4 separate regions of the Homo sapiens genome follow, and regions 1, 2 and 3 are each linked to region 4. The links are chromatin contacts, found by Hi-C or POLR2A ChIA-PET in ENCODE. All regions are on one chromosome and are shown on one strand. Each heading gives the region's core, a stretch centred on a gene start or an enhancer-like site at or near the end of the contact. The rest is flanking DNA. Distances are from core to core; before and after follow the strand shown.

Region 1 (2,700 bases), core at 137-2,636, 430 kb before region 4:
TCTGCTCCTTCTTTCTTTGGTTAGAAGCCTGCCATTTCTTTCCCTTGCCATTCAAACAGGACTTTGTGTAACATGAAAAGGATGAAGGTTCCCATTCTCAAGGACATTATGATTGATGGAATTCCTTGACTTACTCACCGTTATAAACTCGAATGAAGGACAGGACCATACAGAAAGTGGATTGTTCTCTTCTTCCCCTTCCAGGAAAAGCAAAAAGTACAGTGCTGCCCAGGCCAGCAGTCTCAGCCATAGCATCTGTTCATGGTGTCCTATCTGTCTTGGAACCCAACGAGTCCACCATGTGATTGATGGTGTTCCACTTGATAGGGAACGGAACAAGCAATGATTTGTCATTCACCATAAAGTACTGCTATTTCATCTGCTCCCATTCCCCGGGATGCAGCTCTGGCTGTTTGCTCTATGCATCAATTTATAGTTTATCCTAAGACTAATGATGTTGTGTTTACAAGGCAAGGTGGGGCTTTGTTTTTGTGTTCTACCAGCAGAGGATTACATTACTGATTGATCGCACACGGTTGTCTGAGGCAAAAACATTTTGAATTGATACCTGGATTTGAACTACAATCAACTTCCTCGACAATTGCCTCTTGGTGCTGAATAGATCAAGGAACTGCAGCTTTCTAATAGGGCCTCAAGGAGATTTTGACAATCCCTGTTAGAAGTGAACAGTTTGTTGAGGTGTATGGGAGGCAAATAGATCATCCAAAGGGCTGGCCTGTGGCTTTCAGGAGCCCGAGGACATGCTCTAAGACCCCACTATTCCAAACAGCTGAAACAGGCAGGAGCAGCCGTTTGCTGGTATATGTTGAACAATCAGTTCTCCTAAGGGGGGTGGAGGTGAGAATACACCTAATTTGTAGCATTACCAATTTCTCTGGTGTAAATATTCCTACCATGGCCAATTTCAAGCTACCAACGTGATGTCACTGAACACAAATTTGGGAAGGGAGGCATAACATTGGCTCTCATGAGCTGGTACTAGGTAGCTCCAACACACTACTCAACAAGGACTAGTATTTATTTATTATATACAGTCCTGTTCTAGGAAATTTTTTTTCTGATGAGAAAATTAGGGTCCAGAGAAGGTATGCAAGTTACCCAAGATCACACAGTGATAAAGTTGAGTCTTCTCATGCAGTAGCTACACTCTTTTTGTTATCTCCTGTAGTCCAGAGTGTAGAACTAGCAGGTGGTAGGGCCAGCTGGTTAACCCCGGGGTCTGATTTCAAGGCCTATCTATGCTCCTTCTGTACACCATGTTGCTGCCTCAAAGAATGGTAGGATTCAGGCTGTCCACTTTTGTCTACACTTCTGCCATTTAAGCCTGGTCAGTTCTGCTCTTGCCCAACTTGCTTTGATGGGGAAATTCAAGTCTGCCTCTGTACTCATCTGCTAATTTCTCTCAGCCCCAGTAACTCTAAGGAAAAGGATATAAGTTTTCATGGTGACTCCTGCCTAGAATCTGGAAAGAGACAAGATGACCCCTAGGAGATCCCAATCATAACAGTCCAAGAAGCCAATTCAACAACCAATTTACCTGGAAATCTAAATGACTTCCCCCTTGGATTTGTTTTCACCCCTTTTAATTTTCTACCCACTGTCTTTGCAAGTTCATTTCCTTCCTGAAATTCTGAAGCAAATGAGGCAGTGCTGGTAGGGGGGTGAGCACAGGGCTGGGGCAGTGACCTGCCCTGTGCTCTGTCTGGCAGACTCTGGTGCAGTGCAAAACAGCAGGGCATTAATGGCTATTAATATCCACAGAGGAAGTGCTGAAAGGCCAACCACATAATTACCATTTATTCATCATATCAACTGGTCTTCAGCTCCTTCCGGTGGCATGTCATATTGTCCTGGAGTGGGGAGTTTGGGGGGAAGCGGGGAATAAAGAGGAGGATCAGCAGCCCCTTCCCCATCACCCTCCCTCCCCTGCTGTGATGGGAATGGGGGTCAGAACGCAGGGCACTGTGGCTCTCTGAGCACAGAGGTAAACAGGAAGCTCTGGGCACAATCTGGGTGGTAGAGAGCAGTGGTCAAGGAGGGCAGCTGCCAACCAAGGGCAGCAATGCCAGGCTGTTCTACTATCTCCTTTCTTAAGAATTGAGCTCCACAGCTGCAAAGGAAGGCTGTGTGGAGCAAGCAGAGAGGGGATGAGACCAGAGACTCTGTCTGCAATTCTCAGCTCCTGAGAAGTGAGTGGATTTTGGACTGCTCATGAGTCCAAGTAATTTCCTGAGGATGCGTAAAAAGGAGGTTATCCAGCCACCCTTTCTGGCACTTGCATTTCGGGTTCCTGGGGCACCCTGCTCCTTAATCCCATCCCCTGAGAATGGAGTACTTTGGTTTCTGGGGACTCCAAATCTGGACAGGGATGGTGGGGAAGAGATTAGTGTTGTGTTTTTTCTTTCCCCCTGGTACCAGCTTGACTGGCAGCCTGGGCAAAGAAGAGCCCATTCTAAATGCTCCCCGGGGTCCAGAATGGAACTCATTACATCAAACCTGCTGGTAGCCAGCAGCTCTGCTTTGTGAGCTGTGAAACAAATGTTTATCCACCACTCAGTGTGGTTCAAAGCTATTTAAGGAGCTCAGGGTGTTGAGCTGCAGGCAAGAGCTATGTGTGCAAGGCCAGCCCTGGCACCGAGTGCAGTGGGCAGATGTGGGGACTGCAGCCTCCAGGCTCTC
Region 2 (2,700 bases), core at 87-2,586, 280 kb after region 4:
AAGCAGTGAATTGAGTTTCAGGGAGGTTATTTTAGTATTTATGATTCCTTATGAGAAATAATCAAGGAATGAAGAACCCCGATTGAAGCTAATTTTTTAACCTATTATTTCTTTGTGTTAACACAGAGTAGTGTTGGTTCCAAGTTCCTGATATTATAAGGACTATAGATTGTTAGTGATACAATCTGCAGTACCAAAAGTGTCAAGAGGCTGAGTAACCAGTATTCAAAATACAAAGAGTGAGTGTTGGGCAAATACATCGTGAGCAAGACTGGAATAACCCTTAAGGGAAAAGCCTTTGCCTTTATACCTGCCTTCTGAATGCATACCCTGCAGAAAGAGGCCTGTTTTACTAAGAACCACCTCCTCTCATCTCACTGACCTTAATGTATTTGTAAAAGATGTGTCTGTGTGGCTGTGGACATTGAATACTTACATAGTGAAACCAGTCTTCTAATGCACATACTTCACTTAATGGTTTTTAACTCAAGGTTAAATTTTGATTGTGTGGAAGGTTAAATAGTTGTGAAGCTGGCATCTAAAAATCTAAAAGGAATGGTCAAACAACATCCTTTCTGATTTCCTGTAAGACACCACTTAGAGACACATCGGAAGTGCTAAATAAATGTATGGTGAAGTGGAAATATGTAAAGCAGAACACCTGGGCTGAACCTCTGATTTGGGCGGCTGGATTGACCTTCCAAAAGAAAAACAAAATTATATTCTGTGATGAGGACTAACGGGAACTCGTGATCTGATTTTATTTATTTTTTAATCAGTAGTAAAGGTGGAAGGAGAAGTCCATGCCCCAATGTTTCTTCACTTTCTCATTCACTTATTCCTTCATTCATTCATCCAGCAACTATGTCTTGAATGCTTACTGTGTGCCAGTCCCTGGCACCGTTCTAGTTACCAAGACTTCAAGAAACAGAACAAAACAAAACAAAAAAACCCCTCTCTTGTTACAGAGGGAAGATTCTTGTACAGAAAATCTTGCTATAGGGATTTTCTTGCCCAGTGTTTGCTTACAAATGATGAGAATTGCTTCCAAGACATGGAAGAATATTCTGTGAGTATGTACCCCCATTTAAAAAGCAGTGGGAACAAAGCTTTCTGCCACCACACCATGGGATCAAATTTGATTCTTTTTTGTAAACAGTAATTCTAATACCCACAAACCTACCTGAAAGTTGCAGCAAGAGAAGACTGCATTCTACTGTGGTATTGGTCTTACGTCAGTCCCACCAGATTTGACTCATCCCACTCACAATCGTTCAGCCCTCTTCAGGAAGCCCAGTTTCAGTACTATGAGTCATAACAACAGATGTAACAGCAGGAGGTTCTTCACCTTGCAAACAAACAAAATAAACGGCAGTGAAAATTATTCATGAATGTATTATGACAATAGAAAGCAAATATTTTGCAAGATGTTCTCTTTAACTCCTCTGAGAGCTCTGTGTGACTCCGTTCATTCACCAATCCCAGTCACCTGGCATTGCTAGACATTGCCCTCCTTTAGTTGCAAAGCTGTCCTCCCCCAACAATTTAGACAGCCATATTGTAGGGGTTGATTCTTGCTTTGAGCTCAAACAGCTTCTAACACTCACCAAATCTCAGGTTAATCTTTGCATTGTCGTTCTACTCCAAACTCCAATAATCCTCCATGATTGACAAAGACTCTTCAGTCAATGCTTCCTCACTTGAATGCACAGGGGCTGACCCAGACCCGCTACCCAGACATTCTGATATCATCTGTGCTCATGCTGCCCTTGAGTTCTCCCTGGTAGGACTTGAAACAATTAGCACTTGATCCACAAGCATCAAATCCCCATACTCCTTGGTGTTTCAGAATATTGGGTGAAATCTAAGTAAGAAACATGAAGAAGAGCCTGTGTCCCAAATGCAGTTGCAGAAACAGATTTGCACTCAAGCCCCTGGACCTAGTTGCATTGAGCACATCAAAGAAAATATGACACCTGCATTTCCTGATTTAGAAATTCTTAGGAAGAGAGGGAAGGTTGTGGGGACTCCAGGGATAATAGGTCTCCCGCTGGCATGTCTCCTGCCAGGGTATGAGGATGCCTTTTCCACTGACTCAGCTCTGCTCCTCTCTGCTACCCTGGAAGGGTGACATCCCAGTCATGAAGAAACTGCAAAGTACCTTTTTCTAAATAAAGGAATGCAAAGACCTGATACGTTAGTGTTTGGACCTACAGAGGAGACTGTGTCTTTTCATTTACATAGGAAACTGAAATACAGGTTCAGAATCTTGAGTTTCATCTTCTGAAAAGATCACAGAATGTGGTGCAAGGTCAGACTGGCATGAAATCAATTGTAATCTGCCAGCAACCCATTCCAACCTCTTTAAGAGTTTCCTTTTATATATTTTTTCCCTTTATAGAGAGAGCAAAGTACATTTAAAGAAAGTCTCATCAAATCAGAATGTCTTTCTAATATTATTTTTTTAATTGGTTGCTACTGTAGTGTGACCTAAAGCCTCCTGGTGTTTAACCCTCTGTGCAACTTTGACTAATGAACAAATTTGTCTGCTATAGCAGTCTTGCTAAATGTCTTTTACAGGGTTTAAAAAAATTCACAGTGTATTATGAAAACCTCAGATCCCTCGACCTAATTGATTGGCTGTTGATGATGCCATGTCTATAACTGTAATGTTCTTTAAGTGTACAGACCTAACTATTT
Region 3 (2,700 bases), core at 126-2,625, 270 kb before region 4:
CCATGGGAGAAAATGAAGCAAGAGGAAGGAAAATATTTTGCATGGGGAAAGAGCACTGAAGTGCTCCTAGTTTTAACCCAAACCAATTGTTGACCTTCACAAGTCATTTTTGATCTTGCTGGGACTCAGTTTCCTCTTCTGGAAAATGAAAGGTTTGGGCTAGGCAATCTTTGTTTCCTCTGAACTTGGGCATTCTGTGATCTAAAACAGAGTCCAGGGGTTCTCATCGACTGGAATAGAAATGAATAGAAGTGTAGTCATTGAATCAGATCCTTACAGTGCACCTGTTTTGATGACTAGAGACATCTCTGGTCACTTCTCCATAAGGAGAGATATGCTCAGATAATCATTTAACTCTCCAAGAGTTATTGAGCAAATGCCCACTGTTTTCATGATGCCACACTACACAGCGAATTAAAGATAAAGGGGATATTGGGGGCATCAAAACATGATCAATTTTTTAAAGAGCTTACAAGTTACTAGCTCATCCCATGGAATCTAATCCCACAATTAATAACACATCAAGTTACCTGCTGTGTCCTAAGTATAAACATTCTGTAATGAAGATATACCATGTGGGCACACATTTGAGTCTATATATATGTATGTACGTGTGCACATTCCACCCGTCATAACCCAGCCGGAATCTCCACTTGCCTTATCAGGAAATATCTCCTGGAAGAAGTGGGATCTGAAGGATAAGAATATGTCCTCAGGGATGTACCGATACCCAGTGGGGCTACAAAGCAATGGGAAATCTGACTCTCTGAAGAAGTCTTCATCAGACTTTGGCCCTAGGGAGAGTGGGGCTTAAATCAGGGTTAGGCTGTGTGGAGGGGTCCTCACCAGCTCCCCCGGCTTTGCTTCATGTCCTCCCTTGAGTCATGCCTTCCTCCTCCCTCCTGTCTACCTCTCTCCCCCTGTTCTGCTCTCTGCATACATTCCCCCCCCCACCACCACCACCAGCCACATACTTCCTTGTCCCAGACTCTCCTAAGGACAGCAAATTACTCCTCTCATTTTAAAAAATGTAATCAACCGCATTTGATCCAGCAGGTGCTTTTGTCAGGATGGGTTTAAAAAAAATAGGTCTAAAACAGCGGATAAAATATAAATTAAAAAAGAAGAATGGGTCTGGTTACAATCAATAACCCCAGAATTATTGACTCCTCTCCCCATTACACTGTGATGCCGCTGTAATCTTGCTGTCAGATTCTATAAAGGACGCATCTGCGCAAGATGAGATGTCCATTGTCAAAAGTTATAATTCTCTCCAACAGAACTCCCATAACAACAGCAAGGCAGTTTCTGCAGAGCGTTCTGGTGTCTGAGAACCACATGACATCACTCTCTAAAACCCATTTTGTGTCTCTGCACCGGGGCCATCTCTGTCCTTAGCAAGTTGGCAGGAGAAAAGGAAGTAGAACCAGAAGCCGAACTTGGTCCCAGCCTGCCGACCTGTGTTCAGGCATTTCAGGCTTTCCTTTACCCTACCAAAGCCCCTCCTAGACAGTTGTACCCCAGAGCTAAAGTCCTCCTAGAAACAAATGGATTACTCATCCCAAGGAAAAGCTGGAGCTAATCTCTGTTTTCTTGTATAAATTCTCCAGCTGGGATTGCTGCTCCTATGAATGTTTTGGCTGGGGGCAGAGTTCAGAGTTGGTTTCCAGAGATTTCGCCAGGAAAGCCCAGGGCAGGCAGTAGGCTTACATCAGCAGGAAAAAGCAACCTATCTGGACAAGGCCCCAGGAAGCCAGGCCTGTTGGCAGCAGGGCTCCAGACCCACCAGAAGTCAAGGAAAATCTCCAACCTGGAGCCGCTGACTCTTGCGGCCAGCAGCCAGCTCACTGGGACTCCTTCTGAGCTCACTGTTCAGTCCCTAGAAGACAGCACGGCCAGACGCGAAGGCCACTGGCTTGGGAGCTGCATGACTTTGACAAAACCCTCCTTCTCTGAGCCTTGTCTTCCTCATTTGCAGTGAGAGGGCTGGATGGGACAACCTCAAGAGGCCCCTTCTAAATGTATGATGAGTGATCAGTGACTGGCTCTCTCTCAGTCCTGGGTTGGGTTGGGGCTGTGACTTCTGTCACTTCTCAGCCTTCCCAATCCTTGCTGGCTGATACCCTATCCCTGATCCCAGAAAGAGCCCCTGCCTGGACAGAGGGTATCTGGGAGTCTCCCACCAATGCAGGAGAACCAGAAGGTCTGGGTGGGCCCTGCCTCTGGGGCCCTCTGTCCAAACTGAAAGCAAAGCTCTGCTGGTTCTGATTATGAAGACTTACAGCCGGGAGTGAGTTTCCTTGGCAATATTGTCTGCTGCCTTTATGAGCAGCAATTACATAGCATTTGGTACCTGGGAAGGCAACAGGCGAGAGCTGAAATGGTGAAATGCTCTATCACTCCGAGAAGCACAACGCCTTTGGTAATAAATATTGACGTTCATTAAGACAAAGCCAGAATTCAATCTGTGCTGGGGAATTCTCTGCTTCCGGCCTCAAGAATGGCCCTTATTTACAAGATGCCCCTAAGGGAATGAGCAGGCCGGCTCACCTTGCTCCCCAAGATACATTTTATTCAACCGACTTGTCCTGGGCAAATGTGTGTCTGACAAGCCAATTTGAAAACGAATTTGGTACATTTTTTGAGTTGATTATTTATTCTGAAAATGAATGCCCATTCTGGTGAGCTGACAGCTCTAGG
Region 4 (2,772 bases), core at 11-2,510:
TGAATACTTAAATTATTATAAACCTTTACACTTAATATGGCTCGTCCTTCAATTTGATGCTTGAGCAACAGAGGGTCAGAGCGCACACGATCTTCTAGAGGGGAAGAAAATAAGTAATTAAAAAGCAGACAAACAAGAGAGCCGGCTGCCTGGCTGAAAAGAAAGCAAAGAGAATTTCGGGGAGGGAGAGTGAGTCCGGAGATGCAAGTCGCTTTAGCAGGAGAGGCTCTCCCAGAGACAGGGGAAGCTCGGAGCACCTGTTGGTCCCCAGCTTCCTTAGGAAGGGCTGGGGGCGCAGAGGAGGAGTGAGAGGGTTTGAGCCCCGAAGGAGGAACACGGCAGACCCTGCCTTCACCACACTCCCTCTCCCCAACTCCCACCACCCCCGCTCTTCACCTGAAGCCTTGACTAATTTTTTCCGTTGTTGTGTAATCTTAAATATCTAATATTACAAATATTTCACACATATATTCAACACACACCTATATATTAAAACCAGGGAGGAGACCCTCGACAAGCGGAGGAGCCTGAGCATACCCTCCTCGATCTACCTTTCCCGAGATTCTGCCGCAAAAAGACCGACTGGAAAATCTCAGAACCCGACTCTACGGCTGCCTTCTCCAACTATCCCCGAGTCTACCGCTAGGCTGTTGAGCGGGCTCTCCCGCTCCGCCGGACGTGCAAAGCACGCATGCACTTCTCCCAGATTGTTTTGTCAATCCGGGGACCTGCCTTCTTACTCTCCACTCCCGCACAGCCCCCGTTCCCAAAGATCTATTCCTTCGGTGCAAGGTGAGTGACGGAAATTTGCAACGTCTGGTTCGCTAGGCCAGATGCACTCGGTGTGCGGGACAGAGGACCCTCTTAAGGGAGATTCTCCAGTCGTCGGTCTGATACAGCGATTGCTATAAACATTCCTAATAAAGGTGTACAAGAAGCTAGACCCGCCCCCTGGAGCCCGAGTCCTTGCACGCCAGGCGCCCGGGAGAACACTTTTTCCTTGATCCGGGGAAAGCAAAACCCGAATTTTAACATAAACATATTTGCATACGCCCCTCCCCTTGGCCCCGCCCCTAGGTGGCGCGGGCGCGCCGCCGAACGCCAGCGCCAGGGGGCGGGGTGGGGGAGGGAGCGAGGCCCTCCGAGAGCCGGGTTGGGCTCGCGGCGCTGTGATTGGTCTGCCCGGACTCCGCCTCCAGCGCATGTCATTAGCATCTCATTAGCTGTCCGCTCGGGCTCCGGAGGCAGCCAACGCCGCCAGTCTGAGGCAGGTGCCCGACATGGCGAGTGTAGTGCTGCCGAGCGGATCCCAGTGTGCGGCGGCAGCGGCGGCGGCGGCGCCTCCCGGGCTCCGGCTCCGGCTTCTGCTGTTGCTCTTCTCCGCCGCGGCACTGATCCCCACAGGTAGGTGTGGGCACCGACCGGTTGGCCCCTAAATCTCCGAAGGCACCCCAGTAGCCTTGGCCACAGAGGGGGGAAACGTTTCCATGACAACCTCCCCCCACTTCCTACATCCGAAGCGGAGGGAGTGTGGAGAGGAAACTCAGGGCTGAGAGGGAAGGGGCTGAGGGCATCTGTGAGCCCCTTCTCCCCTGCCCGGCTAAGTGTGAATGAGAGTCCCCAGGGATGGCTGCACCCACACCTTCTCTCCCCGGCTTGGCGCGGGGTGCAGAGTGGAGTGAGAATGGGGGGCCCGGGGGCTGTAAAGCATGGGGGAAGGGGATGGTTCAAAGACAACCTCAACCCTTCCGGACCCTTCTAAACTCGCCGTTCTCCCCGTAACTTGCAGGTCCTCCCACCTCCCAGGGCTGTCCATTCGCCCCCACCTCTCCAGAGGGCCCCCCCAGTTCTCCATCCCCGAAGCCTCCTGGTGGCTGACTCCCAGCCGCCCGCGGCGTGATTTCTCCCCGGTCCCCAGGACATCCCCAGACTTGTCTGATCTCCCCTGCCCCTTCCCCCAACGCGCTCTGCCTTTCTCCCCTGTCCCCAAACTGCACGCCTCTCGTGTTTCCCTCCGGCCGTTCGCAGCCCTCCGCCCCCTCGGCTCTGCTGCGGGTCTTTTTGGCCCGGCTCCAGGCGGGGAAAGTTCCCCGGCCCGGCCCCGCGGGGGGGGCGGCCGCTGTCGCCGCCTCTGCGGGAAGGCGCCGGGAGCCCGCAGCCCGCCCGCCCCACAGCGTCCTCTGCCACGAGTGGGGACACGGGATTTCCCGGCTGCCCGTTCTTTCGGCGGCCCGAGGGTGGCGGAGGGGGCGTCGCGGCCTCTGCGGCCAGGCGGGCACCCTGCGGGCCTCCGCGCGCTCCCTGCGTGAAGAGCAGTCTTGGGAATTTGCCCAGGGGCGGCTCTGCACGCCCGGTGCCTTCCCTGAAGACACCGAGCACTCGGCTGGAGCCCGATGTGTGGCTGCCCGTGTGCCGGGCGCGTTGGCGCGGTCGGGAAAGAAGAGGGCAGTGTTTGCTTTTGCTAACAAAAGGGAGCCGGAGCTCTTCCTCAGCGGAGAGGCCGGCTGTGCTGCACCCAGCCTCCCTTCCCGCCACCTCGCCGCGCTTGGCAGCCGCGCGGCGTCCTCTGGCCCCTGCTGCAGGCTCCAGGCGGGCGCCGGGACCGAGTGGCACGGGGCCGCGGGGTGCGAGCGGCGATGCAGGAGGGGATGCAGCAGGGCTCTGAGCCTGCAAAGCCCCTCCTTGCAGCTCCAGAGCTGCAGGACCCGGGAGCAACAAGTGGCGGAGGACGCCGAGAGCTCAGCCCCCACCTGCGGAGCCCCAGGCCCGGGC

The links. A loop is a pair of places that touch in the nucleus more often than their neighbours do. ChIA-PET counts read pairs that join two places held with the same protein, here RNA polymerase II (POLR2A). Pooled maps may share reads with other maps.
Region 1: a map of OCI-LY7 shows a loop between it and region 4 (2.5-fold over the local background). The contact joins the enhancer-like site here to the promoter of CADM1 in region 4. A Hi-C loop is called at or near these places in 2 of 168 maps with a recorded cell type or tissue (GM12878 and OCI-LY7), 19 of 37 single-sample maps with no recorded cell type and 11 of 50 pooled maps.
Region 2: a map of gastrocnemius medialis shows a loop between it and region 4 (5-fold over the local background). The contact joins the enhancer-like site here to the promoter of CADM1 in region 4. A Hi-C loop is called at or near these places in 3 of 168 maps with a recorded cell type or tissue (Caco-2, OCI-LY7 and gastrocnemius medialis), 13 of 37 single-sample maps with no recorded cell type and 14 of 50 pooled maps. POLR2A ChIA-PET finds 5 or more read pairs at or near these places in 1 of 52 experiments (WTC11).
Region 3: a map of heart left ventricle shows a loop between it and region 4 (2.4-fold over the local background). The contact joins the enhancer-like site here to the promoter of CADM1 in region 4. A Hi-C loop is called at or near these places in 7 of 168 maps with a recorded cell type or tissue (IMR-90, Right ventricle myocardium inferior, chondrocyte and 4 more) and 8 of 50 pooled maps.

What each region holds. Positions count from the first base shown.
Region 1 is chr11:115,930,402-115,933,101 of GRCh38, reverse strand. LINC02703 (long intergenic non-protein coding RNA 2703) reads right to left here. Exons shown (of 7, transcript NR_187258.1): 3 at 139-319. Among named protein-coding and RNA genes, the nearest start is that of LINC02703, 12 kb to the right of the region's middle. Within about 2 kb of position 1,386, at least 5 of the 41 ENCODE cell types and tissues checked have a DNase peak (open chromatin) inside an H3K27ac peak, as active enhancers do; they include GM12878 and OCI-LY7, where a contact is called at or near this core.
Region 2 is chr11:115,221,212-115,223,911 of GRCh38, reverse strand. The region is part of intron 5 of CADM1 (cell adhesion molecule 1); the gene reads left to right. Among named protein-coding and RNA genes, the nearest start is that of CADM1-AS1, 170 kb to the left of the region's middle. RefSeq lists an enhancer at 564-1,372. Within about 2 kb of position 1,336, at least 6 of the 41 ENCODE cell types and tissues checked have a DNase peak (open chromatin) inside an H3K27ac peak, as active enhancers do; they include OCI-LY7 and gastrocnemius medialis, where a contact is called at or near this core.
Region 3 is chr11:115,776,199-115,778,898 of GRCh38, reverse strand. All of the region lies in intron 2 of LINC02698 (long intergenic non-protein coding RNA 2698), which reads right to left. All of the region lies in intron 2 of LOC107987165 (a long non-coding RNA gene), which reads left to right. Among named protein-coding and RNA genes, the nearest start is that of LINC00900, 17 kb to the right of the region's middle. Within about 2 kb of position 1,375, at least 3 of the 41 ENCODE cell types and tissues checked have a DNase peak (open chromatin) inside an H3K27ac peak, as active enhancers do; they include heart left ventricle, where a contact is called at or near this core.
Region 4 is chr11:115,502,903-115,505,674 of GRCh38, reverse strand. It overlaps CADM1 (cell adhesion molecule 1), which reads left to right and starts at 1,260. Exons shown (of 12, transcript NM_001301043.2): 1 at 1,260-1,404. The coding sequence starts at 1,281. RefSeq lists a silencer at 1,075-1,234.